Linked DNA regions of Homo sapiens: all the other regions are linked to region 1. Evidence: read pairs that join two places in POLR2A ChIA-PET (ENCODE). Cell type or tissue: CD4-positive, alpha-beta T cell. All regions are shown on one strand. Region 1 has its middle 84 kb from the start of LINC02291. Region 2 has its middle 19 kb from the start of LINC00618. Region 3 overlaps LINC02325 (long intergenic non-protein coding RNA 2325). Region 4 has its middle 64 kb from the start of LINC02304. Region 5 overlaps LOC105370651 (a long non-coding RNA gene). Region 6 has its middle 150 kb from the start of LINC02325. Region 7 overlaps LOC105370651 (a long non-coding RNA gene).

The links. Peaks named below come from ENCODE experiments on the same cell type or tissue, not always from the same donor. Only the 100,000 strongest peaks of a DNase experiment are listed, where the experiment ranks them.
Region 2: POLR2A ChIA-PET joins it to region 1 with 5 read pairs; 2 of 35 experiments call an interaction of 5 or more read pairs at or near these places.
Region 3: POLR2A ChIA-PET joins it to region 1 with 7 read pairs; 3 of 35 experiments call an interaction of 5 or more read pairs at or near these places.
Region 4: POLR2A ChIA-PET joins it to region 1 with 7 read pairs; 1 of 35 experiments calls an interaction of 5 or more read pairs at or near these places.
Region 5: POLR2A ChIA-PET joins it to region 1 with 6 read pairs; 1 of 35 experiments calls an interaction of 5 or more read pairs at or near these places.
Region 6: POLR2A ChIA-PET joins it to region 1 with 5 read pairs; 2 of 35 experiments call an interaction of 5 or more read pairs at or near these places.
Region 7: POLR2A ChIA-PET joins it to region 1 with 5 read pairs; 2 of 35 experiments call an interaction of 5 or more read pairs at or near these places.

The regions. Positions count from the first base shown.
Region 1 is chr14:97,600,914-97,604,913 of GRCh38, forward strand. No RefSeq gene overlaps it. Among named protein-coding and RNA genes, the nearest start is that of LINC02291, 84 kb to the right of the region's middle. In CD4-positive, alpha-beta T cell, no CTCF peak of the experiment used is centred here; DNase peaks (open chromatin) are centred at 2,018 and 2,508; H3K4me3 peaks cover 1,555 bases; H3K27ac peaks cover 3,251 bases.
Region 2 is chr14:96,960,311-96,964,310 of GRCh38, forward strand. No RefSeq gene overlaps it. Among named protein-coding and RNA genes, the nearest start is that of LINC00618, 19 kb to the left of the region's middle. In CD4-positive, alpha-beta T cell, no CTCF peak of the experiment used is centred here; a DNase peak (open chromatin) is centred at 2,221; H3K4me3 peaks cover 464 bases; H3K27ac peaks cover 2,631 bases.
Region 3 is chr14:97,550,749-97,554,748 of GRCh38, forward strand. The region is part of intron 3 of LINC02325 (long intergenic non-protein coding RNA 2325); the gene reads left to right. Among named protein-coding and RNA genes, the nearest start is that of LINC02325, 94 kb to the left of the region's middle. In CD4-positive, alpha-beta T cell, no CTCF peak of the experiment used is centred here; no DNase peak of the experiment used is centred here.
Region 4 is chr14:97,216,910-97,220,909 of GRCh38, forward strand. No RefSeq gene overlaps it. Among named protein-coding and RNA genes, the nearest start is that of LINC02304, 64 kb to the left of the region's middle. In CD4-positive, alpha-beta T cell, no CTCF peak of the experiment used is centred here; a DNase peak (open chromatin) is centred at 1,992; H3K4me3 peaks cover 1,741 bases; H3K27me3 peaks cover 532 bases.
Region 5 is chr14:97,776,219-97,780,218 of GRCh38, forward strand. The region is part of intron 3 of LOC105370651 (a long non-coding RNA gene); the gene reads left to right. Among named protein-coding and RNA genes, the nearest start is that of LINC02312, 15 kb to the left of the region's middle. In CD4-positive, alpha-beta T cell, a CTCF peak has its summit at 1,350; a DNase peak (open chromatin) is centred at 1,593.
Region 6 is chr14:97,304,900-97,308,899 of GRCh38, forward strand. No RefSeq gene overlaps it. Among named protein-coding and RNA genes, the nearest start is that of LINC02325, 150 kb to the right of the region's middle. RefSeq lists an enhancer at 1,605-1,674. In CD4-positive, alpha-beta T cell, no CTCF peak of the experiment used is centred here; no DNase peak of the experiment used is centred here.
Region 7 is chr14:97,786,838-97,790,837 of GRCh38, forward strand. All of the region lies in intron 3 of LOC105370651 (a long non-coding RNA gene), which reads left to right. Among named protein-coding and RNA genes, the nearest start is that of LINC02312, 26 kb to the left of the region's middle. In CD4-positive, alpha-beta T cell, no CTCF peak of the experiment used is centred here; no DNase peak of the experiment used is centred here.

The DNA.
Region 1 (4,000 bases):
GATAACAATATGCCATTATCTAATAACATTGAAAATGCACAGATCTTCTGTCTCAGCATTTCCCTGCTTAGGTGTACACCCCTAGAGAATCTCCTCTACATGTACATCTGGAGACAGGGAGAAGAATGAGTCCAGAGAAGTTTGTTGTAGTAAAACACTGGAAACAGCCCAAATGTACACGAGTAATAGAATATTTAGGTACATTCTGACATAGTCACACAAAAGAATATTGTTCAGCTATGAAAATAAATGAAGCACAGGTACATATAACAACACAGGCAAATCTCAGAAACATAATATGGAGCCCCAAATCCAAAACAAACAGGCAACAACAACTGCAAAATAGCGCACATTGTCAAGAGAATTCGTTCAGCATGATTCCATTTATATAAGGTTTAGAAACATGCAACACTGCAAACAATAATTTTCAGGAATACAAACAAATGGAGAAGCTATAAAGAAAATGAGAGTGTGGGAAACACGACGAGGGAAGGAGCCAGGATGGGGGAGGGAGGAGCATAAGGTTCTAATTCTTAAATTGGGTTACACAGGTGTTTTCTTGTATTTTTAATTTTTGTGCCTTATATATATTTTAGAAGAATTTGTGTATGAATTCAATCATTTATAAAAAAGAATTTTATGTATATTTATAATATAGTTAAAAAGCAGACATATGTGTAGCTGATGATGGGAATTATTCCAACGTTGATGAATATGCTGTCAATGTGGGTAAGAGAGATCACTTGGATCTTAGGCATTTTGAAAGACTTCATGGAGAAATGAAGGTTTAAAAGAGGTCCAAGTTTTGTTGAGGTGAATTTCATCCATGGTGAGGATGAAATTCCAGCTTTGGCAAGGGAGCAGAAAGTGCAGCTTTTAAAGTAGGGAGGGTGGACTTTGAATACATTAGTACCTTAAAAATGGCATTTCAGAGTAATTGGAGTTCGGCCAGTCTAAGAATAGGTAAGCAATAGATGGTACGCCATGTCATGTAAGTCTCCATGTGATACTGTGGTTAATAGTGACCTTGAGTTTGAGCCCTCTGCCAACTTTGTAGCTGTTTGACCTTGGAGGAGTCATTTTATTACCTTGAGCCTCAGTGACTTCTTCCACATGATGGAGATAAGAACTATGCATACCCCACAGTGTTGCTTTGAGGGTTAAATCAAGGAATGCATATAATGTACCTTGAATAGACTGATCGACACTGAATGTTGACCACTGTTTTATGATGTGGTTGAGGTTCCTACTAGGAATGACAGATAGAAAGGACAAGAAATGCCAGGATACACAGGTGTGAGGATCCAAGTGAGACAGGAGGGACATCTTGTTTTGGGAACCAGAGCCTCGGCCAACTGGAGCACTGTGGACCTGAAAAGACAGGGGATGAGAAGAGGATGAGAGGGGGGAGTAGGAGTCAGATCGCGGAAGGCTTTCTGTGCCATGCCAGAAATCTTGAACATGATTTGCAAATGATGAAGGCAATACCTGAAGGGTATTCGGCAGGAGAGTAGCACTCTCATGTGGGGAATGAGTATGATCTGAAATCTAAGCCGTGTGCCTTTGGGGCTGCATCCGCCCAAGTGACCATTTTATTGTTAGAAAGATCCTTCTGGCTGCCTCCTTGTGGAGAGTGGCTTGGAGGGGGCCAGATGGGGACTGATCAGACAGTCATGTGGAAGGCTGCCACTGCTATCCCTGCACAAGTTATGAGAAGGTCCTACACTAGGGTGGGGCCAGGAAGGAATATGAGCAACACAAAAGCGGCATCTCTGACAGGATCTCTCGGGGGTGGCTTAGTCTCAGAGCTTATTTTAAATGCCAAAAGGGAAATGGGAGCGGCATAGGGGGTGGGGTGGTGGGGAGGAAGGAGAGCTCAGATCTTATCTGGACTCTTGGGCTGTCATCGGAGCTGCTCAGAGCAGGTGCTTCAAAGCCTTTGGCTTTCCCCTGCATTCGGGCCCATGTCGGGTACACACACAAAGTGGGCATGCATTATTCAGGTGGCATCACATCCTCTGTGCAGCTCATCAGAGCTTGCTGCTTCGGGCCCTCCTTCCCCAAAAGCCCATTGTTAAGAATTATAAACAAACAGGATGGACGCCTCTACAGTCACTACACTGGTGCTGCCGGCGGGATCTGCAGTCATAACAGGAAATCGTGCACTTGCTGCAGAAAGATTTTTTTCTAAGAGGCAGCATGAATGTCATTGACCTAAATTCTAGTGCCCTAGCCTATACCTGCAGAACTTTTCAGCAAAGAAATGTCAGTGAGAGGCAGATTAAAAGGGTCTCTAACTATTTCTTTCTTTTTGCTTTATGAGTATCCATTGCCATGAATATCTAGTGACCCTGAAACCTACTTCCAACTTTGCAATCAGCTCCCCAAAGGTTGACTTAAAGATACAGATAAAAATGATGAGGGGGTATGGATAGAGCAGAAGGTGCTGGCTTTCTACTAGTGGAGGCTGATGTCATCTGTGCCGCAACCGAGAGTAGTGATAGTGGCACCCAGTCCCACCCTACAGGGACCTGCCCGACTACAGGGCTGAAAGGACAGTGCAAGGGACTTCAATCTTTCAGATCAATTACTAGTTGTTCTAAAGGACTGTGGCAATACAAATTAGGTCAGCATCATTTTCTCCTTTACAGATAAGCTCATCTAGATGCAGTAGCCAAATGAATTGCCCAAGATTTGGAGCTCAGAGAGTTTGCTCAGCTGGCCCCTTTTCCTCTCACTCCAAGAATGCATCATCTTAGCATCTCACTCATTCGTTTATTAATTCACTAACTCGCTAAGTATTTGTAGAGTGCCTACTACATTCATGCATGGCGCTGGATGCTCAAGATGCAGCACTTAATACACTGTAATCCCTGTCTGTAAAATGGTCGTAGTCAAGTAAGAGCAGATAAGTTAGCTACTAGATGGGACACAATGTAAAAAGTGCTGCAACGGAGTTGTTAAGGGATTCCAGAGTAGCCTCCCTTAGCCCAGGCTGGGGTATTCAGAAAAGGCTTCCTGGAAGAGGGGGCATGGATGTTGGTCCATAAAGGGAATAATCTGGATTTAGCAACAGGAAAGAGGAAGAAGGATGTTCTGCCAGAGGCATTTGTAATGTCAGTTGGATTGGAAATAGCAGAGCTCTGGCCAGCAATCATTAATTTCACTTGGGTTAGGGGAAGCGCATACCATTGGGTGTGGCAAGAGCTATTAACAATGGTGGGTAACAAGCTAAACGGATATGAGAGGTGTTGTAACCACTCCATCTAAATAGTTAAATCGAAAGAACAATTCTATAAAGTAGTCACTAGGAATCTCTTTTAAGATTTAGGAAACTGAGGCTTGTAGAGCTGAAGTGACTTGCAGGGTCACATGGCGAGGCAAGTGAGAAAAAGATTTTAAAATTTTGGCCCTAAAGTCTGGCCAGAGCCTCTTTTGGTGCAGAAGTTCTGATTCCTCTTCTTTTATCTCATCATCCAGAGAATAACCAACCTGGAATATGTGTAAGTTTCTGTCTGAGCACTGGTATCATTGCAGTGGCCTCCTCCCTTTGCTCCTGGGAAGGGGCTGCCACTGGACAAAGCATGGGACATTGGCACAGTGGATAATAACACTGCATCAGGAGTGAGAATTCTGAGCACATAGGTCCCTCTACAGCTCAGAGTCCCTATACTCATTTCCCTACCATAGCTATAGGGTCTCCCCAGAACTTGGAACTCCTAGGCTGTGCCACCCTCTTGTGATGAAGTGAGGAGAATGAATGTCATTGGCTTGTTTTCAAGAAGCACCTCACATACATGCAGAAGGAAAAAGTTGGCCAAGGTAAGTCCAAGGGGAGTCTCTGCTTTTCACCCTAGTACAGTGAGTCTTGGGGAAAAACTGGTCTTGCTGCAGCAATGAGTTGGGCCCTTAGTGTGGTTTCACTGAGAAACAGGAGGTAGCAGGGCTCTGCTCATCTTGAACACCACTCTGTGTAGAGACAGTGTTGAGGCCAAAGTTG
Region 2 (4,000 bases), 640 kb before region 1:
TTTCCTCTACACAGAGGGTGGTATGTAGGAGAAAGACTGAGACCAGTGCTATGAGATGGAGTGAATCAAGAAGGCTGAGTTCTCACAGGGTGTTTTGGCTGAGTTACTGCCTCCCTGTAGGCCTCAGTTTTTGCATTTGTTTAGCGGGCCACATACTTCATTAGAGGCTTCCTAGGTCTGCTCCTTAGATGCTTAGAGAAGTGTTGATCTGGGAGCACACTGCTGGATTTGCAGTCAGAGGACACTTACTTCAGCTTCAGGGACAGGTTGCTGAGAGAATAGAATCCAGCTTGGCTATGTGAGTTGCATGGCCTCACCCCAACCTGGCAAGGGTCCAGTCCTGCTCTTCTCTGGCCCTTCCCCTCAACAGTCTAGTCCTGCCCTGATGCCCTCCCTCTCAGCACCCATCAGGTGCCTCATCCTCCAATGATTTGCTCCAATTGCAGCTCCTCCTAGAAGCCTTCTGTATCAGCTAGGGCCCAACCAGGAGATGGAGCCATGCCTGTTAGTCCAACAGAGCAAATCTAACATAAAGTAGTGGTCTATTGCATACCCATTAGAATAACTATTACCAGCAAAACAGGAAGTTACAAATGTTGGCAAGGAAGTGGGGAAATTGGAGCCGTTGTACCTTGCTGGTAGGAATGTAAAATGGTGCAGCCTCTGTGGAAGATATTATGGTGGTTCCTCAAAAAATTAAATATAGAATTAGCTGATGAACCAGCAATTCCATTTCTTGGTATACATCCGAAATAATTGAAGGCAGGGTGTTAAAGCAATATTTGCACACCCATGTTCATAGCAGCATTATTCAAAACAGGCAAAAGGTGGAATCAACCCAAGGGTCCATCAATGGATGAATGGACAAAGAAAATGTGTTATATACATAGAGTGGGATATTATTCAGAAATATTATTTCTTTCCTTGAAAAGGAAGGAAATTCTGACACATGCTGTGACATGAATGAAGCTTGGAGACATACGAGAAAAATAATCTAGACACAAAAGGACAGATACTGTATGATTCCTTATATGAGGTTCCTAGAGCAGCCAAACTTGTAGAGACAGAAAGTAGAACAGTGATTGCCAGGGTAGGGGAGAGGGAATACAGAGTTGTTGTTTAATGGGTACAGAGTTTCAGTTTTGCAAGATGAAAAAGTTCTGAAGATTGGCCGGGCATGGTGGCTCATGCCTGTAATCCCAGCACGTTGGGAGGCCGAGGCAGGTGGATCACTGTAGGTCAGGAGTTTGAGACCAGCCTAGCCATGATGGTGAAACCCCAACTCTACTAAAAATACAAAAAATTAGCCGGGCATGGTAGTACACATCTGTAGTCCGAGCTACTTGGGAGGCTGAGGCAGGAGAATCTTTTGAACCAGGGAGGTAGAAGTTGCAGTGAGCTGAGATTGTGCTACTGTACTCCAGCCTGGGCAACAGAGTGAGACTCCATCTCAAAAAAAACAAAAAACAAAAAACTCAAAAACCAAACAAACAAAAAGCTCTGGATATGGAGAGTATTGATGGTTGTACAGTACTGTGAATGTACTTAATGCCACTGAACTATACACTTAAAAATGGTTAAAGTGGTACATTTTGTGTTATGTATATTTTACTACAATTAGTAAGAAAGAAGTGTTAACTATTTATGAGATTGTTAATCAGGTCCTTAGAAAGAGCACATTAAGGTATCATGGGAGCAGGAAGCAGCCCCAGGGTTTGAGCTTGTCTTCTGCCCTTCTGCCATAGGATGACCCTTGCTGGATGCCAGTGACATGCTCTTGGACTTCCCAGGCTCCAGAATCATAAGCCAAATAAACCTCTTTTCTTTATAAATTCCTCGGTGTGTGGTATTCTGTTTTTGCAGAAAATGGCCTAACACCCTCCCAGGGCTGGGGACAAAGGAAGCAGGTAGAATTGCTAGAACTTAGAAAGCACAGCAGAGCCTGTGGAGCTTGAACCCAGACCTCTGAGGAGCGGGCACTGCTTGGCTGGTTCTGGTGTCTCTGAGATGAGAAGGGTGACCAACCATTCTGGTTTGCCTTGGGATGGAGGGAATTCCTAGGGTATGGAACTTTCAGCACTAAAACTTGGTCTCCCTAGCGTGGTGCACAGGAAAGCTGGTCTGATAGGTACTGAAAACATTCAAACTAGATTCAGTTCCGGCTGCAGGAAGGAACTGCTGCTGCTGGAGTGAAGAAGCAAAACAGGAAGGACAGAAGAACAGGAAGTGCAAGTTCATTTTTTCTGCAAGCCTACCAGGGAGCAGCAGAGAAAACAAAAATGCAGCTTCCAGAGCCTAACCCAGTGTCTCAGAGCAGAGAGCTCTGAAGGGTAGGGTTTGAATAAGAGATGATATCTTGGTGTGTCTGTCACTTCACTGATTACTTCAATCCCCACTGATACTTTCTAAAGTCAGGGTGATTCATCTTTGCTTACAATTATTTGCTAATTTCTTGTATCATGTTTTTTGGTACTGGTTTCCCTGTGACACCCACCTGGACTCCACCCTTCCTGAGGATAGGCAGAGACTAGCCTAATTTATTTTTTAGCCCAATAATAAAAATGCAAATTACCTATCATGTGCTTGGTACTGTGATGAGGTTTTAATACTTATGCCATGTAATTCTTGCCACACTCTGTCCCCTTTTCGCAGTTGAGGACATTGCAGCTCAGAGACATTAAGTAATAGCTCAAGGTCACTGCTGTGATTTGAATGTCTCCGCCAAAACTCATGTTAATATGAATTGCCATTATAATGGTATTAGGAGGTGAGGCCTTTAAGAGGTGATCGGGCCAAGGGGGCTGTGCCCTCATGAATGGATTATCTAGGGAGTAGGTTAGTTATTGCAGAAGTTATTGCAGAAGTCCTGATAAGTTTGGCTCCCTTTCTGTCTCTGTCTTGCCCTTGAGCTTGTCTTCTGCCCTTCTGCAATGGGATGACCCTCACCAGATGCCAGTGACATGCTCTTGGACTTCTCAGTCTCCAGAACCACAAGCCAAATAAAATTTGTTTCTTTATAAATTACCCAGTCTGTGGTATTCTGTTATAGCAGCAGAAAATAGAGTAAGACAGTCATACAGCTTTTAAGTGGTAGAGTTTGCTATGAATATTAAGTCTTTCTCTCTGGTCACTTATATCCTACTGTGACCCTCCAGTGCTAGGCACTTAGTAGCTGTTCAATTTTACTCATTGGTCAAATGTCCAATGGAGGATTGATGAATATGTAGATGATGGACTCCCCTGCCTCTCTCTTTCTGGGGGAGTATTCCACCTGAAGAGAAGGATGGCTACTCCAGGAACATCCCCTCAGGAATTGGTCTGAGTGGCTGAAGATGGAGTTACTGAGTTGCATTTTATTTCCTGTTGAGCTTGGATGTCTTCTCACCCTCACAATCCTATCACAGTCCCATAGTGAGAATTAATCTCAGGGAATGTGAGAGAATGCAAGACAAGCTGCTCTGAGTTCTGCATAAAAATAAAATCTGGAGATGAATGATGTTGGAGATACATCATTTCTGACTTGTCGAGGGTTTTTTCTTTTTGTGTAAGTATAATGCAGGAGATATATGAGTCCATTCCTGGATAGGGTGCTGGCTTCCCAAGGGGTTTGTACCAAGACTGGGGGCAGAGAAAGAGAGAGGGAGATAGACAGACAGACAGAGAGAGAGAGAGAGAGCAGGCAAGCAAGGAGGAAGGAGAGGCAGCATTGAGTATAAAAATGACAGATGCCCTGGTGTAAAAGGTGACAATTTGCCTACACAGTGAAATGGTTCTGTCAAGACATCAGGGTATTTGGGGGCCTGAATTCAGAAAGGAGGTGTTTGAAAATGCAGGCAGCCGGGAGCTCCTTCAGCCGACTCAGAGCTCCAGAAGTGATGTTTTGTAATTTTGCCTTATGATCTGTGAGGGTTTATCATGGCGCTAATCGGCCTAATGATGACGGGAACTCAGTTATTCCCACTTAGATGCCAGGTTTTAAGTAATAATACATGCTCAGCAG
Region 3 (4,000 bases), 50 kb before region 1:
GAGGTCATTATTCTTGGGAGATAAAAAATTCAGGACCAAACAGCACAAGAACATGAATATCGTGCATGTCTCAGATTGGTGGTGTGTTTTTCAATTTGTTGGCAGAGTCCCATTCCAGGAAAACAAATCTCTGTTCCATATATCCATTGTGCATGCATTGATCATTTCAGCTTTAATTTTGAATCCAACCAGCATTTTTGGTGTGTCCCTACTGTGTGTCAGGAGCTGTTATAAGCTTAATTTCCTTTAGCCCCCAGGAGGTAAAGGTCATACCCTTCAGTTTAATTATGAGGAAATTGAAAGTCGGACAGTGTAAATGATTTAAGTCACACAACTATTCTTCAGTCTCTGGGCTTGGTGCTTTTTTCCTGCATTGAAGCCGCTTGCCCAGTGGTGCAAATTGTTAAGTGGTATATCAGACGGCAAACATCTTTTTTTTTTTTTTAATCTCTTCAGCTAGTTGTCCTTTTTCTACAAGACAAAAAAGACGCTCAATTCCACTTTAAAATTGCTGCAGTGGCTGGGCACAGTGGCTCGTGCCTGTAATCCCAGCACTTTGGGAGGCCGAGGCAGGCGGATCACTTGACGTCAGGAGTTTGAGACCAGCCTGGCCAACATGGTGAAACCCTGTCCCTACCAACAATACAAAAATTAGCTGGGCGTGGTGGCATGTGCCTGTAATCCCAGCTACTAGGGAGGCTGAGGCAGGATAATTCCTTGAACTCAGGAGGCGGAGGTTGCAGTGAGCTGAGATGGCGCCGTTGTAAACCAAACTGGGAGAAACAACAATATTCTGTCTCAAAAAAAAAAAAAAAATTGCTGCAATCTCTGATGCTGTTGTAAGAACAGCCTGTGTGGCACGTGCCATCTTCTTGCAGAGTGGATTAAGCTTCTAAAAAGTGTTCTACATTGTTCTGAGCTAACTAGTAAATTAGACTGTATGATTACAATGCCTAAAACCATCTTGGGCCAACAGCAAATGCACTCTGCAGACAACCTTACTTCTTTGTCCTTTAGTTTCTTTATTTGTAAAATGGAGCCAATAATTGTGGCACCTTATGAGATTGTTGTGAGGATAGATGAGCTAGTGTTTGTAAAGTGCTGAGAACAGCATCCAAGGCAGAGTAGGACATACAGACGTAGTTGTAAAAGAAAACAAAGTAAAATAAAATGAAGTAAAACAAAATAAGTAAAAACAGATAAGATAAAATAAAGTGATATAAAATAAAATGCATTATTAAGGCTGGAAATAGGCACTACTATAAGGAGTGTATGTTCTTTCAACTACTTTAGTGTGTTTGAATGCATAAACTATTTTTAGATATTTATTGGTCTTCAATACAACTTTGAAATGGCTTCCAACTTCTACAGTTTTATTCATACCTCCTTGCTGCCTGCCACTAGTGCATATGCAGATACCAGCAGAGCAGGGCTTGTTTGTTGCAAGTCTTTGAGACATTTTGCAGGAACCTTATGCGTTCTTTTACATGCAAAGAGAAAAGAGCACCAACGCTTTGAATCCCAACTACGTGCTTAGAACTTTATATAAAAACAAGTCTGCAAGTGAGGGTGTTTTATCCTTATTCTGTAAGGCTTCAAGGTCTTGGAGGGTTAATAAAAAGTAGCTCCAGTCACCCAGCTGGAAGGGGTGGACTGGGATTTGAACCCAGTGAGGCAACTTCAAAAGCTTTGGCTTCTCTTGCGCCAACAGACAAACATTTGTATAACTGTTTAATGCATCGGTTTTATCACCACTGTAATTTCTAGTAATATACTTCTTCTTACCTTTATTTATTGAAAAGCATTTTTTAATAGCAGTGGCAAGCAAAAGAACAAGAATTAACAACTGAGCTACAGTCTCTTCTAAAAATCAAACTGTTGTCTTTTTTGGTCTATGGTCCTTCCCAGAGCCTTCGTATACACATGCAGCACTTTTACATAGTAGTAATCATAGGAAAGACACATGTTTAATTCAGCTTTTTTGACTTAATATTAAACCAAGGTAGGTAATTTGAAGGACTTCATACATTCTGAAGCCTTTGCTCTAATGTGTTTGTTAAAAAAAGATCAAAACCCCTAGTTACGTTGCTGGTATGGTCATAACTGAATACTGTTCAGCTTCCAATAATTACCAATTAGAGCAGTGTACATAATATTTAAAATTGCATCAGAAGAAGGAATAAGTCTTCCAGGAGCAATGATAAGCCTTTCCATGATAATAGGACACTGCACATGTCTGTTATGAAACCACAGACTTCTAGACACTTCAGAGGGTCTTTGGTTTGGTTTTTCAACATAGTCAATGATCAATGACCGATGCATTTATATTACTGGGAGAATTCTTTTTATTCATTATGTGAACTAAATTTCTGTAGGCCCAGAAGTCTCACCATAAAATTTACTGACATGGGATATTTAACATTCGTATCTTTGTCTCAAATGCAAAGTGACACCATTCATTCATTCAGTATGTGTTTATTGATCACCTGTTTTCAAGGTGCCAGGTTAGGACATTGATTTGCAAACTATGAAGTGCATGTGAGCTCCCAGGGATAAGAAGATACAGATTCTGATTTGGTAGGGTGGGGATTACAATATGCAACATTCTTATCAAACTCCAGGGCCCAGGCAGATATTGCTGGTTAGTGGACCACGCCCATGCGGTGCTAGAGGATACTGGTGGCAATGAACCCATCAATCCAGCCCGGGGGGCGGCAAAGAAGCAAGTAGGCAAGGGCCAAATGAGGTTACTTCAAAAAGTGACAAATGCTGTGAAAACATAGAGAGAACCTGGCTATGGGGATGCTGGACCTGTAGGATGCTCAGGGAAAGCCTCTGTCTTGGAAGAGGTGACAGTGAAGCTGAGAGCTGTCAAATGAGAAGGGTGCAAACATGGGAAACTCAGGAAGATGAGCATTCCAAGCAGAAGGAAGAGAGGTGCAAAGACCCCGAGGAAGAAACGAATGGGTTGTGTTTAAGGAACAAAGAAATTTAGTGGGGAGAGAGTAAGTGAGGAAGAGAAGAGTGTGAAATAAGATCAGAGACATAGGGGAGGACCAGGGTGTGTCAGGCCCTCTAGACCACAGTGAGGAGTTTGGATTTTAGTCCATCCACACTGGGAAATCATGCCCTGGCTTTAGTAGGGCAATAATGTACTTGGAGGGATTTTTTTTTTTTCAAGGAGCTCTTTAGATAGGGTATGGAGGGCAGGTTCTAAAGAGGTGGGATGGGAAGCTATACACCAAGTAGACATCTGATGCCAGAGCCTATAAGACAGATGATGGGGTTTGGACAGGTTTGGTAGCAGCAGAGATGGAGACCCACAGATGGATGGGGCATATACCCTGGCAGCTTTTCTTTCTTCTATCAACCGACTGACTTGGGTGCTGCTAATGTGTCAGCCCTGTGCCAGTGTTGTCTGCTGATAACCACCTAGCTCTGGGAAGACCCACTCTATCCAGGGAGGGAGACAAGTGAGAGACTCGCCATTAGAACACCAGGACCAAGGGCTTCCCACGTACAGTGCTCACAATGAGAGCAGGTGATGATGTCTGTCCTGTGTTAGGCACTGTGCAATCCATTTCCCTTGAAGTACTTGCTATTATCTCACTTTACAGATGAGTAAAAATTGGGAGTCGGGAAGGCTGAGTACTTTGTCCAAGGCTAGTGAGAGGGTAACCTGGGGCCAGTGTTGCTACCTGTGGCTGTCTGACTCGAAAGCCTTTCCTGTTTCTTGGAACCCCACGCATCTTTCCTGGAAAGCCTCATTTTTCTACAGTCCCACAGAAAGACCCTTACACTAGTGACCACCAAATGTGGGTCTCTGCCTTAGGTCGCTACCCATCTGTTACGAGGCATATGCATGAAACTCTGCTTTCAAACTTCATTTCGTTGAGCCTGTCATGCCAGACAAAAATTGTGTGACCTAGCTTATAGTAGCTTTTGCCATGAAGGTATCATTTACTGGTGAGTATATTTTACTGCACCATTATAGATCTCT
Region 4 (4,000 bases), 380 kb before region 1:
TTGAAGCAAAAGTTTATTTTTTCAAAGTCCATTTTCCCCCTTAGAAAGAAATATCAGAGTGAGAAATAGCGAGTCTCACATTATCTAAAAAGCGACTCTCTCCGGTTTTTGTTCCATTTATTGAAAACTCCAATTTCTTTGCCTCGGGTTCTAATTTATTTTGCAATTCGCACAGTGCACTGTAAACATAATGTAAAGTTTTCAAAGCTTAATTAACAGCTACAGGATAACGGCAGGCCAAGATTTTAAAGGCATTTAAGCTTGGCTCCAAGAAATGAAGAGACTTCCATTCAGGAAGCTGTGAACTTGTACCTCTTAAAACAATAAAACCCGTCAGATCCAGTACTTTGGCTTGCCTTGAATGCCAAGACCGGCACACCTGCTGGCTTAACCCCATCCCTCCGAGGTGCTTCTCGAGGGAGTCCTTCCTGTTCTGGAGCTGTTTTTCTCTTGGGGAGATGAGACAGCAAAAACAACAAAACCAAAAGAAACAAGCGAAAAAAACCACCAAAAACTCAACCACCCCAAAACTAAAAACTGTATATTTTAATCAAAGGTTCAGAAAATCCACTTTCAAATTCCACAGGGATGAGGGTTGGGATTCAGGTATCTCGGCAGAAGGATAGCCAACTGAAAAACCAACCCAAGTGGATGGGAAGAATTGACACAATCTCTCAGATCTGCAGTGGGTTCAGAAGAGGTGCTGCGTTATCTGTAGTGTTCCAGTTCTGCCATTTCCTAGGAGAAGTGCTTGGTGTGGTCACTTACTCTTTCTTGGCCTCAGTTTTTTCCATCTGTAGAATGGGACTGAGAAGAAGAATATCTCTCACAGGTAGGACATTGCGTTTTTGTGCTGCAAACGATTGCATAACTGTCCGGAGAATTGGGTCAATCTCTGGCTTAGTCAAGACCCAACAGTCTTGGTTTAACCGTTTTGTAGTGAGAGGGTTGAATTCTGGCCTCTGATATTTTTCCCAGGGCCTGTGGAGGGAGTCACGAAGGTCAGCCCCTCCGGGCTTCCTGTTCACCGAGGGTCTCTACTTAGACTTTTGGCCGGCTCATCAAATGGGGATATGCCCTCACTGTGCTGACTGAAAGGCAGTGCTTGCCACATGGAACATTGTGTCTTGGGACGTGGTCATCTGCCTGAAATACACAATGCATACTTACTTATTCTAAATCTTTTAATTACTGTCAGTTGCACAATTTTATTTGCTGGCACTATTCGTGTTAGAAGTTTTTTTTTATTCGATTTACCTGTTTGGCATTCTGTCATTAAAGAAAAGTACCAAGAACCTCAAAACAAATCCAAGCTCTTGCGGTTGTATGAATCTATTTGTAAATCAAAGGGGGCTTTTATGTTACGGCAGCAACCGAGCTCACTTTTTTTTTTTTTTTTTTTTTTTTTTTTTAAGCAAAATGCTCCAGGATTGCTGGAAAGTCGCTGTCCTGGTCTGCAGGGCCCGGGGAAACTGAAAGAAGATCCAGAAGGACGCGCCCTAGCTATGGAGGCTTTGGTGGCATCCGAAAGGGGAGGGGGTGGCGACCTGCATTAGGCCCCCTCCTCTCCAAACACCTGCTGCTGGTGATGTCGAGAAAACTCCTTGCCCTTGCAACTCTGAGGCGGAGGGGGAAAGGGGACCGGAAGCCTCAACATTTTCCTGGTTTCCTGGGGGAGGAGGGTCCGAAAGGAAAGGCTGGTGGGGGGGTGGGGGGAAGGGCCCCAGTGACGACTGGATTCGGAATTTTCCTCTCACTTCGTGGTAGTGAAGAATTTAACTACAACAGTAACAACACTAATAATTCTAAAAGCCGTGGGAGGTCAGAGCGGGCGCTGCCCGGCGTCACCCCTGCAGCGTCCGGATCGCTCCGCATAGGCAGGGGTGGTGCCCCCTCCCCGGGGCACAGAAACGCCACATCCCGGGGGCGCCGCCCAGAGGCTGTCTCTGTTTCTGTGTCCCTTCATGAGGCTCTGTCCCACAAAGGCAGCCTGAGCCAGGACCCTAAAGAGGCCTGGTCATCGGGACCGGAGGGAGTTCCGCTTCCCAGGCCGGCTCTGCAAACGCGAGCCTGCGCCAAGGCGCCCTGCGGGTTTGCTGGTGGCATCGAGGGGCAGCGCGGGGCCAGCGCTGGGAGCTCCGAACCCACACGCTCCGGCCAGCTGCCCGGGAAGCGCCCAAGCACACGTCCCGAGTCCCAGATTGGATTAAGTTGCCCAACTACCTACTTTTTCTCTCTTTAAGGAGAAGCCTAATTGGAGAAGATTCGGTTTTCTTCGCCATGGCAGGTCCCTTTCTCCTGACCCGCAGTTGCAGGGGCTGAGGGTAGGCGCAGGTCCGCCCTGGGGTCGAAGCCACCATCGGGCCTCGAGGTTGCCCCCCTAACATCCGGCCTGCACGCCTGGCGGGGGCGCAACAGTGTCTCACGGCTCGGGAGCTCGTTTTTGGCTTCTGAGCAAGGTATTTTTTTCATCTGCCGTGTGTTTAGCTGAATTCAGTATATTTTTCTCGCACTTCTCGCTTTTTTTTTTTTCTTTCTGAATCTGCTCTTCTGCTTTGCGGGCCCCTAATCTCTCCCGAATCTCGGGCGCCCGGCCCGGCCCAGGCGAGCGCTCGCGGTTGGGGACGCGGGTGGGGACGCGGCGGTCTGGGCGCTGCAGGATGCGCCTGGCCGCGGAGGAGACGACCAGGGAGCGGGTCGCCAGATCAAGATCTGCCAGTGCCACTACCTCTGCTTATCTCCAGGGGCAATCATCGGCTGTCTCAGCTTCCTACCTTTCCACCCACTGTCACTGGGGGTCGGGTTCATTTTGGGGTAAAGTGAATTAAGGTCTCCCTCGTTCGTCTGGATCCAGGCGTGGGTGGGGACAGGGGCGAGCTCTTGCCTGCCTCGCCCTGGCAAACATCTCTTGGAGAGAAAAGTCAGTGTCCTGGGTCCCCAGTGCACTCTTCCACCACGCCTAGCTATGGCTCTGTGTGTGTGTGTGTGTGTGTGTGTGCGCACATATATGCATATCTCTACAACCCCGGGGCATCATAAGGCTGTACTCTCTTTATGGAATTCCAGAACTGTGCAGGGCCTCCTGTGATTCCAGGATCCTGCCCTTCCCACTATTCAGCAGTGCCTGCCACCTGCCCGCAAGACCAGGAGGCATAGCCAAGCAAAATAATGGCCCTTGAGATCCTTATAAAACTTAGGGTGGCAAGAGCTTTAAGGGTCTTTAGTTCAAACTTTACCTCTGGTCCGTCCATAGGATCTCCCCAAACCCCAACCTCTCCCTGCTGTAATTAGAAGCTCACTCTTTCCCTGGGGTCAAAAATCCTGAATTGATATTCTCTAGCTGCAGTGTGACTTTTTAGGCCAATTCCTTAACTTTTTGCGCCTTAATTTCTTTTCCTGTGAAATTGAAAAAGACTCCAAAAACAGTAATATATGCCTTTTACATACACAATACACAAAATACACATACCTGGCTGCAGGTCGTTTCAAGGATGCAAGGTGGTCACATATTTGTAAACATCTTGACAAACTCTAAGTTCCCTAATTTAGGAGATACCTGCAGGGACTGCTATTATGAAGATTAAGTGTGCAGTAAATGGGGGAGGATGAAGAATCTCACTGATTAGCCTAAATCAGATAAAAAATGAAAAACTGAAACCTGTTGGTGCCTGGCAGAGGGGATGTTCCAGTCAACTCTATTCGTGGAAGAGTTTAACTTTGTTCTGTTCTTTGCAGAATTTACTTTTTTTTTTTTTTTTTTTTTTTTTTTTTTTTTTTTTGTGGGACAGAGTCTTGCTCTGTCACCCAGGCTGGAGTGCAGTGGCACAATCTTGGCTTACTGCAGCCTCCGCCTCCCAGGTTCAAGTGATCATCCTGCCTCAGCCTCCCAAGTAGCTGGGATTAGAGACATGCACCACCACGCCCAGCTAATTTTTGCATTTTTAGTAGAGAGGGGGTTTCACCATGTTGGCCAGGCTGGTCTTGAACTCCTGACCTCAAG
Region 5 (4,000 bases), 180 kb after region 1:
AGGGAGAAAGTATCACCATGGGCCCCATGGCAAGGGTGGCCTCTGACAAATATGTTCTGCTAGTCCAAACTTCAGTCAAGCTTTTGGACCTTCTCTTAAGCCCATCTCTGTACTTCCTTGTAAAATCCAGTTTTATCAAAGAACCCTGCTAAGTCAGGTTAGCAAGAACCCATCACCCTTGATATCTGATCATCCTCAACCTCTGATCAAGTTCCTCATCTTCCATCATCCCCTGGGTGTTGCCTGATCACCCTGGCTTGTCTTTAGTGAGAATCCTGCATACATCACATTGATCATCAACATTTGAAAAACGCATGAGGCATGAGAGTCTACGGGGTGAATGGACATCTACATGAGTGGGTTGCTTTGGCCAGAATCCTCCCCGCTGACGTTTTATCTTAGTACCTCTGCATCCACTGACCCTGCCCTGCTCCTTGGCCATAAATTCTCATTGGCTCATGCTGTATTTAGAGCTGAGCCCAATCTCTGTCCCTGACTAAAAATCTCATTGCAGGGGTCCTCGTGCTTATTGTGATGGTCCTAAGCATGGGCCACCTACTGTGCTTTCACGAGTGTCATTGAATCTTTTTTTTTTTTAAACACCTCACAGTTGAAGCAGGATCACACAGGGGACTGGGTAATTTCAGATATCTGAAATTACTTCCCTCCTCAAAGGCTCAGTAAAAGCTTGAATGGGTCCACCAACTGCTAGGACACCTAGTACAGTCCTCTGACATCTAAAGCCCTCTTTTTATTTCAGTGACTCAGAATCCAGGCCCCTGGACATTTCTCCAGCCACACTGCCAGCCACAGGGCTCTCTTCTCCAGGGCTGTGGGCTGTCCTGGGGCTGTCTCACTCTCAGCTCTCAGAGACCAGCAGAGCTGCCTTTTCCTGTCCTGCTGGTTTCTGGGTCTCTTCCCTAACAAGACCCAGAGCAGTTTGGCCTACTTTGGAGAACAGCCCAACGGACTGAGCGATGGGAGGAAGTGATAAGTGCAGCTGTCTCTTCAGCCCATGGCTTCTTCCTCTGGGGAGACTGAGGTTCTCACGGTGCCTGCAAGGCTGTGGGAGCCGGGACCTGCCCTTAAAGTTAGTCTCCAGCTGGGGGAGGTTTCCCTGAGCTGAGCCCTAGATAAGTGTGGCAGATAAAAAGAAGAGCCAGAAAGGACTGGTTTTGTCTGGGTTGGCTTTTGAGAGGGACTTTACTGCTCTCTGGGGGTGTAGAAATAAACTGTCTCATGCCAGATTGGCCTCCACATTGTCAAATTTAGGCTGGGAAGATTTTCCTTCCTGGCTTAGACTCGAGTGCCCTGAGAAGAGACAGAAAAGGGGACTAGAGATCATTGCATTTCTCAGGTCTTTGCCAAGCGAGGGACTCGTCCGGTCTAAACACATTAAGGAAATGCATCTCAATTCATCTTCATAACTTGCAGCTAAAGCCAGCTTCTCAGCCTTGGCTCTGTCGACTTTTTGGGTTGGATAATCCTTTGCCGTGGGGACTGTCCCATGTATTATAGGATGCCCAGCAACATCTCTTGCCTCTACCCACTAGATGTCAGTTGCACTTTCCTCCTCCAGTAGCGCCAATCAAAATGTCTCCTGGGGCACGATTGCCCCCAGTGGAGAGTCACTGGGCTATCAGTAAAGAACATCAGAGATCACTGAGCATGATGCTAAGAGGACTTGCCCACCACTCCACAGCTTTGACAAGAGTCAAACCCAGGACATTTTGTTATTCTTGTCTTTCCTTTTCATGCCTCATGCTGCCTGAGTTCAGGAAACCCTAATTTCTCTGAGTGTATTCCCTCAACTGGAAAGGAAGTTCAGAGCTTTTACCTTAAGGGGTGATTATACAAATCAAATATGACAATGAATAGTCGGTGTGAGCATGTAGAGTGTTGGGTTTGTGGTAGGTCCCTTCCCTTGCAACAGACATTCTTTTGAAAGAAAACACGTGCCGGTAAAAAACAGAGCAGTTCTCAGCCTTCTCTGCACATGAGAATCACTTGGGCACCTTTGACTGCCAATGCCTCGGCCTCACAGCAAGAGATCTGGGGTTTAACTCGGCATCAGTAGGTCCTAAAATTCCTCAGGTGCCTCCAATGCTGAGCTGAGATTCTGAGAAGCTCTCAGAATCTCTTTTAAGAACTATAATGGTTACACTATAAATTCCACCTGTTTCATGTTCCCAAAAGGAGGAAGCAAGTTTAGTGATAAAGGAGCAAGAAAAATCTATTCCCCAGAGTCACCTTCAGTGACAATGTTTGACAAAAGTGCTACTGAGAGGAGATAGCAACAGGGCCTAGATTCGTACAGCACTTCAGAATGTCAAGTGTTAACTTGGAATATTTACCATGACATGCAGAACTGAGTCAACTGGTACTTACAGGTGAATGGAAAGAAATGAGGCCAGAGCCTGATGGCAGGTACCAGATGTAATGCAATACTGCATGTGTGTTCTTCAAATACATGCAAAAAAGTTCTTCAGTGAGGACCAGGTAGAGTCCTGGGATTTCTTTTTCTTCTTCCTCTTCCTTCTCTTTCTTCTTCTCTTCTGCCTCCTCTTCCCCGCCATTTTGTTTTGTTTTGTTTTTTGGTCTGTGGTTTTCAATATTGATTTGCTTCTTTTGGATTATCGGCCATCTAGGGGACATAGGAATAAGCTACTCATAACATCAGCAACCGGTATCACCCACTGCCGATCTCCCTCCAGTGATTTTATGTGTGTGCGTTGACACTTTACTAAATTGGAACGTAGAGAGACAGTTGGCATCATGCTATTCTCACTTGCTCATAAAGCATGTTTATATATCATTAAAAATGTTTCAAAATATAATTTGATGTCTATATAATCTTCTAACCTATGACTATATATAATCTTCTACCCTAATTCTATCTGCACATCACAACTTATTTTCCCACTTCTCGTTTGCTAAACACATATTGTTTCCACATTTACAAACAAATATTTTAAATAAAGCTGAAATAAGCATCCTTGTAAACATCTTTAAGTACTCTTATTTCCTTAGGAAACATTTGTAGAGATGGAGTTATTAGGGCAAAGTTTCGGTACTGGTGATGTCATGTGTCACGGCAAATACAAATTGCTTTCTATAAAAAGAATGAACAAATTTAGACGCTAACCACCTCGGTGTGAGGAGCTGAGTCATCTGTCATCAGCAACTCTGATTAGTATCATTCAAAGATTGATAATTTAATGGCTAAAAAATACTACCTTATATTTTGTTTCATCTGTGTCTATTGGATCACTAGCAAAGATAAATACTTTTTACATATTTATTAGGTACTTGAACATGGTTTCAGTTGTGAATTTTTGTGTGTGAATATGTTTTCTGTTTGCTTTCTTTCTGTGAATTCATACTGGAGTTATTTTTTCTTAATTTATAAAATATCTTTCTAGATTAAAGATATTAAAATCTTGTCTTTATGTCGCAAACATTATTTCCCAGTTTGTTTTAAATTTAGCATGTTTTAGAGAACATTTATTTTCTCTTTTCAAAATTTATTATCTTTTTCTCGCTGACATTTAAGAGAAAAATATACTCATGGGCAAAATTTGAAAAACAAATATAAAAATGTAAATTACAAAATGAAGCGTGTTTTGAATGGCAGCAGAAATAATCGCTATTACATTTTCATGCAACTCCAGCTACTGACAGGGACACAACATGTTTATTTTCTCAAAATTGGAATCATATAGGCTATGTTATATTATAGCCTGTTTTTGTGAGTGCTTTCTTTGTTCACTCAATAGTCTTCTAAAACCTGATACTTAACAGCTATAAACTCTTCCGTTAGAGGGATGCAATATATCTTTTTAAACAGTCGCTAATTATCAGGAATTCTAGTTGCTTCAGGATGCTACCCAGAATACATACTGCTATGGTGAACACTCTTCTACACACAGAGTTCATCCAACTATTTCTTTCAGATATAGTCCTAAGGGTAAACTTGTTAGGTCCGAGGATATGCCAATTT
Region 6 (4,000 bases), 300 kb before region 1:
CCCCTTGCCTTGGCCCTGGTTGTGACCACTGCAACACCATTCTTTCTACTACTTGGGCTTGACTGCCATCTCCATGACCTCTTCCTCTGATACGCTCCTCTGCCCAGTCTTCTCACCCCAGATCCCAACATCAGGACTTCTCTCTTATTACTGTTAATGTAAACTTTACTTCCTTTTTATTGTATTAAAGCAATGCAAGTTCATTGTGAAAACAGAAATACTTACCACTTACCGGATGCTAACTGAAGGGCTGGAAGCCATGAAATCCTAGAGAAAGAAAGAGGACTAAAACAAAGCCCCTTCCCTCAAGGAGCTCCAATCAATGAGGAAGCCAAAAATAAAGACATTTACAGTGTAATGTCACAAATGCTATTAGAGGTCTGCACAGGATCCTAAGAAAATAGAGAACAGGGACACTGAACACAGACAGGGGGAGTCAGAAAGTCTTCTTTCTTCCATTTCTAATATTTTTTCATTTATAAATGTATCAATATATCTACTCTTCCATCCAATAATAGTTTATTGAACATTTATTGGGTACTAGGTATTATCCTGGAAATACAGTTGCAGAACTTGGGCTGAAGCCCACGTTTTCTGTCACCAGGTCCCATGGTATTTGTTCTTGCTGTTGTACGGTGCTGTTATAATCCTTTAAAACAAAACAAGGAAACTGAATGGGTTTTGGTATTGCATCCACCCAGGTGGAGTAAAGTCAGTAACTCAGCATGATGAAAGCACACACCAGGCTCATTAATCAAATACTCTGGTTAATAGAGAGTTCTCATATATGCCATGCATGAATTACCAGTTTTCAAAGAATTATAATACAACAAAATATACTGGAACCATACAGCTCATAATTGAATCTGCTTTCGATGTGACAGAAGTCACCTGAAGGGCTGTGTTTAAGAGCCATCAACTTTGGAATGTCATACGTGCATAAGGCAAGCCAGTGCAAAATTAACAGCTCTTGGCTCTTACTAACCTGCTGTTTTTGAAAATAGAAAACTCAAACCCACTAAAAAACAAGAATAGGTATACCTTAACCAAATCTGCCATATAAAAAGGGAGGGAAAAATATACCTCACAATTGCAAGCACAAATATATCTTAACATTATTTTCAAATAACCAAAGCCCTTATGTGTGTATTTAGGGGCATGCTTAGAAAATGTATGTTCCATGGTGGAGGTTACTGAAGGACATTTGACAATCCAGAAGGTTTTTTTTTTTTTAGAGAAAGTCTTTGTTTTTTAGGTTTTATTGCAAGTTGCCTTTAATTGTAGTTGGGTTTAATAGACATGCTGGTTAGGGGGTTCTGGTATTGTCTAAACTCTTGAAGACCTGGGGATGCTGGGATGTCTGAGAAGCACACAGGCTGGTGTGGATGGATGCTCTGAGTCAGCAGTGCCCAGTTTATGTTTCATGAGCAAAAAGCTTCCCAGGCTGGGTGAATTTGGATACCACATCACAGAGTTCCCCTTTGGGGGACTCCAGTGCATGTTAGTCTAGTAAAGCCTCTGATAAGTCCTGTAGCAGAGAATCCCATTTTACTTCCCTTAGCTCAGAGTTTCTCAAGAATTCTGTTTTATCACCTTGGGGAGTAAGTATTCTGACAAATATGTTTTGGGTTGCTGGCCCAAACCCATCTGTTGTGAGGATATCTGGCTTGCTGTCTTCCAGCTGAGGGGGTTCAGAAACTGTCAACCATTCTTTCTTTCGTTATTCAGCATGCATGCTCTGAACACCTGGTCTGCATCTTGGAGAGTTCAGATGATTCTTTACGTGGAAGCCTAAGGCCTGGAACAGCTATAGTGTGGGTTCTGATGCCGTAGATAGAACTACTTTAATAAGTTATAAGTAATGTTTAATAATTGTATATTTGAAACAACAGCAAATGAAATCCTGGCCCTTAATGTAGATTGCATGCTTTATTCTGGGAAATAAACCTAGCCTTTCCTTTCTGGTATTAGATGAGTCATCTGTTCATACAAAAGAGCTTGAAATTGTTTTGAATCTAGAATGTAACCATGGCTCATTCTCTGAGGTTTAGAGAAGTCAACAGAGTTCAGTACTGATTTTTTATTTTGCAAAATGAATGAGCTTCCAACGCTTCTTAATTGTGACTTGCTGAGTCTCTCACGACTTTCTGGAGGAACTGCTCCCTTCCTCATACCCACGTGAGATAAAAGCTTGTTTTTCTCATCTAGTGAATCATTTGAGATGAGAAAGTGAAGACATTCATGAGGACAGGTGTCAGCAGCACTTGGAAGAGAAGCTGATGCCACTTGCAAACCCACTAGAGAGAAAGCGCTGGAAGAACAGGCCCTGCCTGCCTTCTTCATGCTTCATCCTCGGCACCTGGGACAGTGCCGGGTGCTGTAAACTTTCAATGAGCATTTATTAAATTAGTGAGTGAATGAATGAACAAACAAACAAATTAATGAAACAGTGATTCTTCAAAAAGCTCTGACTATGGGAGTGTGTAGTAAGAAAGGCAGAGATAGCAGTTTCTGGATTAGGTGTTGCCACAATAAAGCTGCATAGCAAGCCACCCCATAACTCAGTGGGTGACACTCACCAAGCATTTATTTGTTTTATTCCTTGGTTTGTAGATCAGCTGGCATGCGGAGAGGGATCTTGTTACCTTGTTATCAGGCTTTGGGTTGACTGGGCCTGGCTTTGAGCTTCAGGTGTGTCCAGAACTGTCACATGTCTGTCATTCTCCTTGGACCAGTGGCCAAGGGCATGTTCTCCTGGCCCTTGGCATGAGTTCAAATGCCAAACTAACTCACATCCTAGAGGCCTCTATGTAAGGTATGTCTTCTAACATTCCATTAGCCAAAGCAAATCACATGACCAAGCCCCAAATCATTGGGTTGGAGAAGCGTCGTGGTGGGGGCCGGGGGAAGAAGAGAGGATATCAACAGAGCAATAATGCTACCACAAATGCATGTTTTTCAACATGTATTTCTCTAAAGTTGGTAGAGAACGATCTCAAAACAGGTTTCAAGCTTTCTGGTGGTCAAAGGGAAGGAGGAAACATGTTCAGGTATTGAATTCCCAGTGACCTCACACACATAAGCTGGGACTGCCATGTATTCAGAAGGTTCTAGAGAAATAAGCACTCAGCCATCATTTTGTCTCATCATTGGCAGCATTTTCTGAGGACCCAGTGTGCATGCCTTTGGGCTGGATGCTAGCGGCATGTCGACCCTTCCATTCCCCTGACCCCTCACAGCACCCCCTGCAATTGCCTTAAGCAGTGAAGCTGTGACACTGTCCACGAGAGCTGTCTCACAGATCCATAAGGAGCATTGTTGAGTCCATAGCTTCTGCCCCACTGGAAAGCTCTTTTATTCAGGTCCAAGCTAGAACTCCATCTTCCTGCCAAGTCAGACATATCAGCAGTCTCTGCAGAGTGGCAGAGGCTCTGGGGCTTTCTCAGAGACCAGGAGCAAAGAGCCCTGTTTCCCTGATGGCAGCATCTTCAGGATTAGTAGAAAAGTGGAAAGGGGGACCAAGAGATTCAGGGCTAGAGAAATACCATGTGCACACTGAGCAGCAGAAGTCTGAACTTAAAGCAACTGTGGTCAGAATGACTGAGAATTACTTAAAAGTATGGCTCTATACCCCTGTGCAAAATAACGCACACAGGGTGCACTTGAGTGAGGTTGCATGCATAAAGAGTTGGGTTCATTACCTGGCACAGGGGTAAAGTCTTAATCAAAGGTTTCTTTATAAAACCAAAATTGCCGAGAGAAAGGTGCTCCCAGGCCCAGCAGAGAAAGGGTTTCATTAATAGCATTTGGGTAGAGTGGTGAGCAAAGACTAGAACCTAGGGAGCGAGGGATTGTAATTGTTGAATAGGGAGTTCTGCTGGAGGCTTTCGGGTCATTTTTCTGAGGATGTTTCACTGATTCCCTCTGCCTCTTTCATGAAAGCTTGGCCGAGATCATCCTTTAAAGATGAGAAGAGGAGCAAGACTCAGTGGACCCACTG
Region 7 (4,000 bases), 190 kb after region 1:
CGGTGAGGATGCTGTGAACATTGTTGGATGACAACAAATAATTGATAATATCATATTAACCTAGTTTATAAAGCAGCAGCAGGGTTTGAGAAGATTAACTTTGATTTTGAAAGAAGTTCTACTGTGGGTGAAATGCTGTCAAACAGCATCTCATGTTACAGTAAAATCTTTTATAAAAGGAAGACTTGATCAATGTGGCAAATTACATTTTTGTGTTATTTTAAGTAGTTGCCACAGCCACCCCATCCTTCAGCAACCAACACCTTAATTAGTCAGCACCCATCAACATGAAGGCCAGACTCTCCACCAGCAAAAAGATTGTGATTTTCTGAAGGCTCAGATGATCCTTGGCACTTGTTTAGCAACAAAGTAATTTTTAATTAAGGTATGTATACTTGTTAGACATAATGCTAGTACACATTTAATAGACTACAGCATAGAGTAAACATAACTTTTACAGGCACTGGGAGGCCAAAAACCTTGGGTGACTGGCTTTAACATGATATTCATGTTATTGCAGTGATCTGGAACTGAATACACAATGTCTTCAAGTATGCCTGTATTTTAAGAGAGATATACTTTTAAGAAGGCTGAAAATAGTATTCCATGGTGTATATGTGCCACAGTTTCTTAATCCAGTCTATCATTATTGGACATTTGGGTTGGTTCCAAGTCTTTGCTATTGTGAGTAGTACCACAATAAACATACGTGTGTCTTTATAGCAGCATGATTTATATTCCTTTGGGTATATACCCAATAATGGGATGGCTGGGTCAAATGGTATTTCTAGTTCTAGATCCCTGAAGAATTGCCACACTGTTTTCCACAATGGCACATGTATACATATGTAACAAACCTTCACGTTGTGCACATGTACCCTAGAACTTAAAGTGTAATAAAATATATATATATATTTTATTTATATATATTTTATAAAATATATATATATATTTTATTTATATATATTTTATAAAATATATATTTTATTTATATATATTTTATAAAATATATATTTTATGTATATATTTTATAAAATATATATTTTATGTATATATTTTATAAAATATATATTTTATGTATATATTTTATAAAATATATATTTTATGTATATATTTTATAAAATATATATTTTATGTATATATTTTATAAAATATATATTTTATTTATGTATATTTTTTATAAATATATATATTTTATTTATGTATATTTTTTATAAATATATATATTTTATTTATATATATTTTATAAATATATATATTTTATTTATATATATTTTATAAATATATATATTTTATTTATATATTTTATAAATACATATATTTTATTTATATATTTTATAAATACATATATTTTATTTATATATATTTTATAAATATATATATTTATTTATATATTTATAAATATATATATTTTATTTATATATTTATAAATATATATATTTTATTTATATATTTATAAATATATATATTTTATTTATATATTTATAAATATATATATTTTATTTATATATATTTATAAATATATATATATTATTTATATATTTTATAAATATATATTTTATTTATATATATTTTATAAATATATACATTTATTTATATATATTTTATTATATATATATATATATGAAGGCTAAAAATAAGAAACTTTGGTGCTCAAAGAGTTAAATACTTAGCTGCTTGGAAAGTAAGGCTGTCTAGAGTGACTTATTTTTCAGTAGAGTAGGAACAGGAACACCAAAATAGAGAAAAACTATGCATAGGCTCTGAATGCTGGCAGATAAAGGCTTAGGCTTAAATATTCACTTGCTCTGCAATATTTAGCAACTTACATATCTCTCTGATTTCTTACTCATAAGACATAAGAATGTCTAATTGATGCTACCATTTTTGATTAGACATTCTCATGTATAAAGTTCCCAGAAAAATGTGCCTCCTTGATTGGTACTCAAACAATCACAGTAACCCCTCACGTCTTAGCGTTTAGAACCATCTTACATATAAATAATTGCCAGTTAACACATAACTTCTCAATAAGAGCATGGTTATATGTATTCTACATATATTAAGCCATGTAATCTTCATAATGACACCAAGAAGTTGATATGATTACTATCCCTGCTTTACAAATGAGGAAACTGAGGCAGAGAGCGGTTAAGATACTTACCTCTTCACATAGTAATGAGGCAGGGAGTAGGGTGTCCTCTGGCTTCAGGGTTCGTGCTCCTAATTCTTACACTAGAACGTGATCTTGGGTAAACTAGATACCTTTGCTGTATAATGGAGTTTACAAAACTAGATTCACAGGCTACTTGTGTAGCCCAAATGTATCCATTCCTTCTCTCAATAAATGTTTAATGAGTACCTTCCATGTGCCAGGGGGCATGTAGATCACCTAGCCCTTGGTAGCATAGACAAAGATGAGACCTCGGAGCAGACACTGCCCCGTACAGTATGGTTTGACAAGCTAGATTTTACTCCCTTCTTGCTTCCTTGTCTGGACACCTTTGTGTGGTTATACAACCTGCCACACTGTACCTAGTCAGCCTGCCTGAGACTGTGCTAAAAATGGTACCCCAGAAATAAACATGATAAATGCATTTCCTGGTTTCATGGGGGTTATGTAAAACTTACGTAAAAATTTTTTGCAAATTCTAAAGCATGGTGTAAATGATGTAAACGTAAGGTATAATCAAGATTATTATTATTGTCATTTTTATAACGGATCAATCTCATTGTTTGTCATGAGGGCATTAACAGAGCCACATGATCAACAGGCAGTGCTGGTTAATGTCCAACAACCACCTCTCCGGGGAAAGCAAGTCATGATATGTATATTTTGCCAATTTATGTGGTGTAAATACTCCCACCAGGGTACCCAAAGTTGGAAAGAGAGTAAAATCAGCTCTCATGAGTTGGAAGGAGCAATTCCTGCCTGTCCCATAGGATGGAGGTGGACAAGGGAACCATTACCACCTGCTTTGGGTTAGGGGAGCAGGCAGAAAGAAACAGGTAAATTGGGACTCAGAAGAAGGAGGTAGCAGAGAGATGCCACAGTTTGCATTTGAGCTCCAATCTGCTGGACTAAAGAGTCACAACTTTTACCACCTACCAGGGCTCTGAAAAACTTCCTTGTAGAGACAGCTCTCCATCAGAGGGCTTTGGACATTTTGGCAGTGTATGCTACCACTGGCTTAAGAATCAGTGATTCAATTCGGCGTATGCTTCCTGTGCATTGTTTATGCACAAGAAAATTCAGGATGTCATAGCCCGTAAGAGGCTCTGTGTCCAGTAAGAGAGGCAGACATGTCCATGACCTGCAAGGCCATCTGTGCTGCTGCCAGAAGCACAGGGCAAGCAGGGCACTGGGAGAGAGAAATGGGACCATTAGCAGGGGCATCAGCAAAGACTTACTGCAGGAGGCCATTGGAAAATAGCTTCGAGGAGGAAAAGAGACAAAACATTCTCTCTGGAGGCTGGGGAAACTGTCCCTGTTTTTGCTGTTTTGATAGAATGAAGAGCTGATACAAATTCTCTACAGCGCCTGTAGCAAAATATCTCAGGTCTTCAGTGGCACCTGTGGACCCTGGATCAGGCTCACTAAATGCTGTCAGCCTCTGACTCTGTGCCCCTCCCGTCCAAACACCCTGGATTCTCCTAATCTTGACATGCTTTTGCACATACCCTTCCTATTCCTAGAGCAAACATTCCCCACTTCATCTTGCAACACTTTGTCCACTCTTCACAAGAGTTAAGTCAGGTCAAATCTTTTTTTTTTTTTTTTTTTTTTTTTGAGACCAAGTCTCACTCTGTTGCCCAGGCTGGAGTGCTGTGGCATGGTCTCGGCTCACTGCAACCTCTGTCTCTCGGGTTCAAGCAATTCTCCTGCCTCAGCCTCCTGAATAGCTGGGATTACTGGCGCCTGCCACCACGCCTGGCTAATTTTTTGTATTTTTAGTAGAGACAGGGTTTTGCCATGTTGGCCAGGCTAGTCTCGAACTCC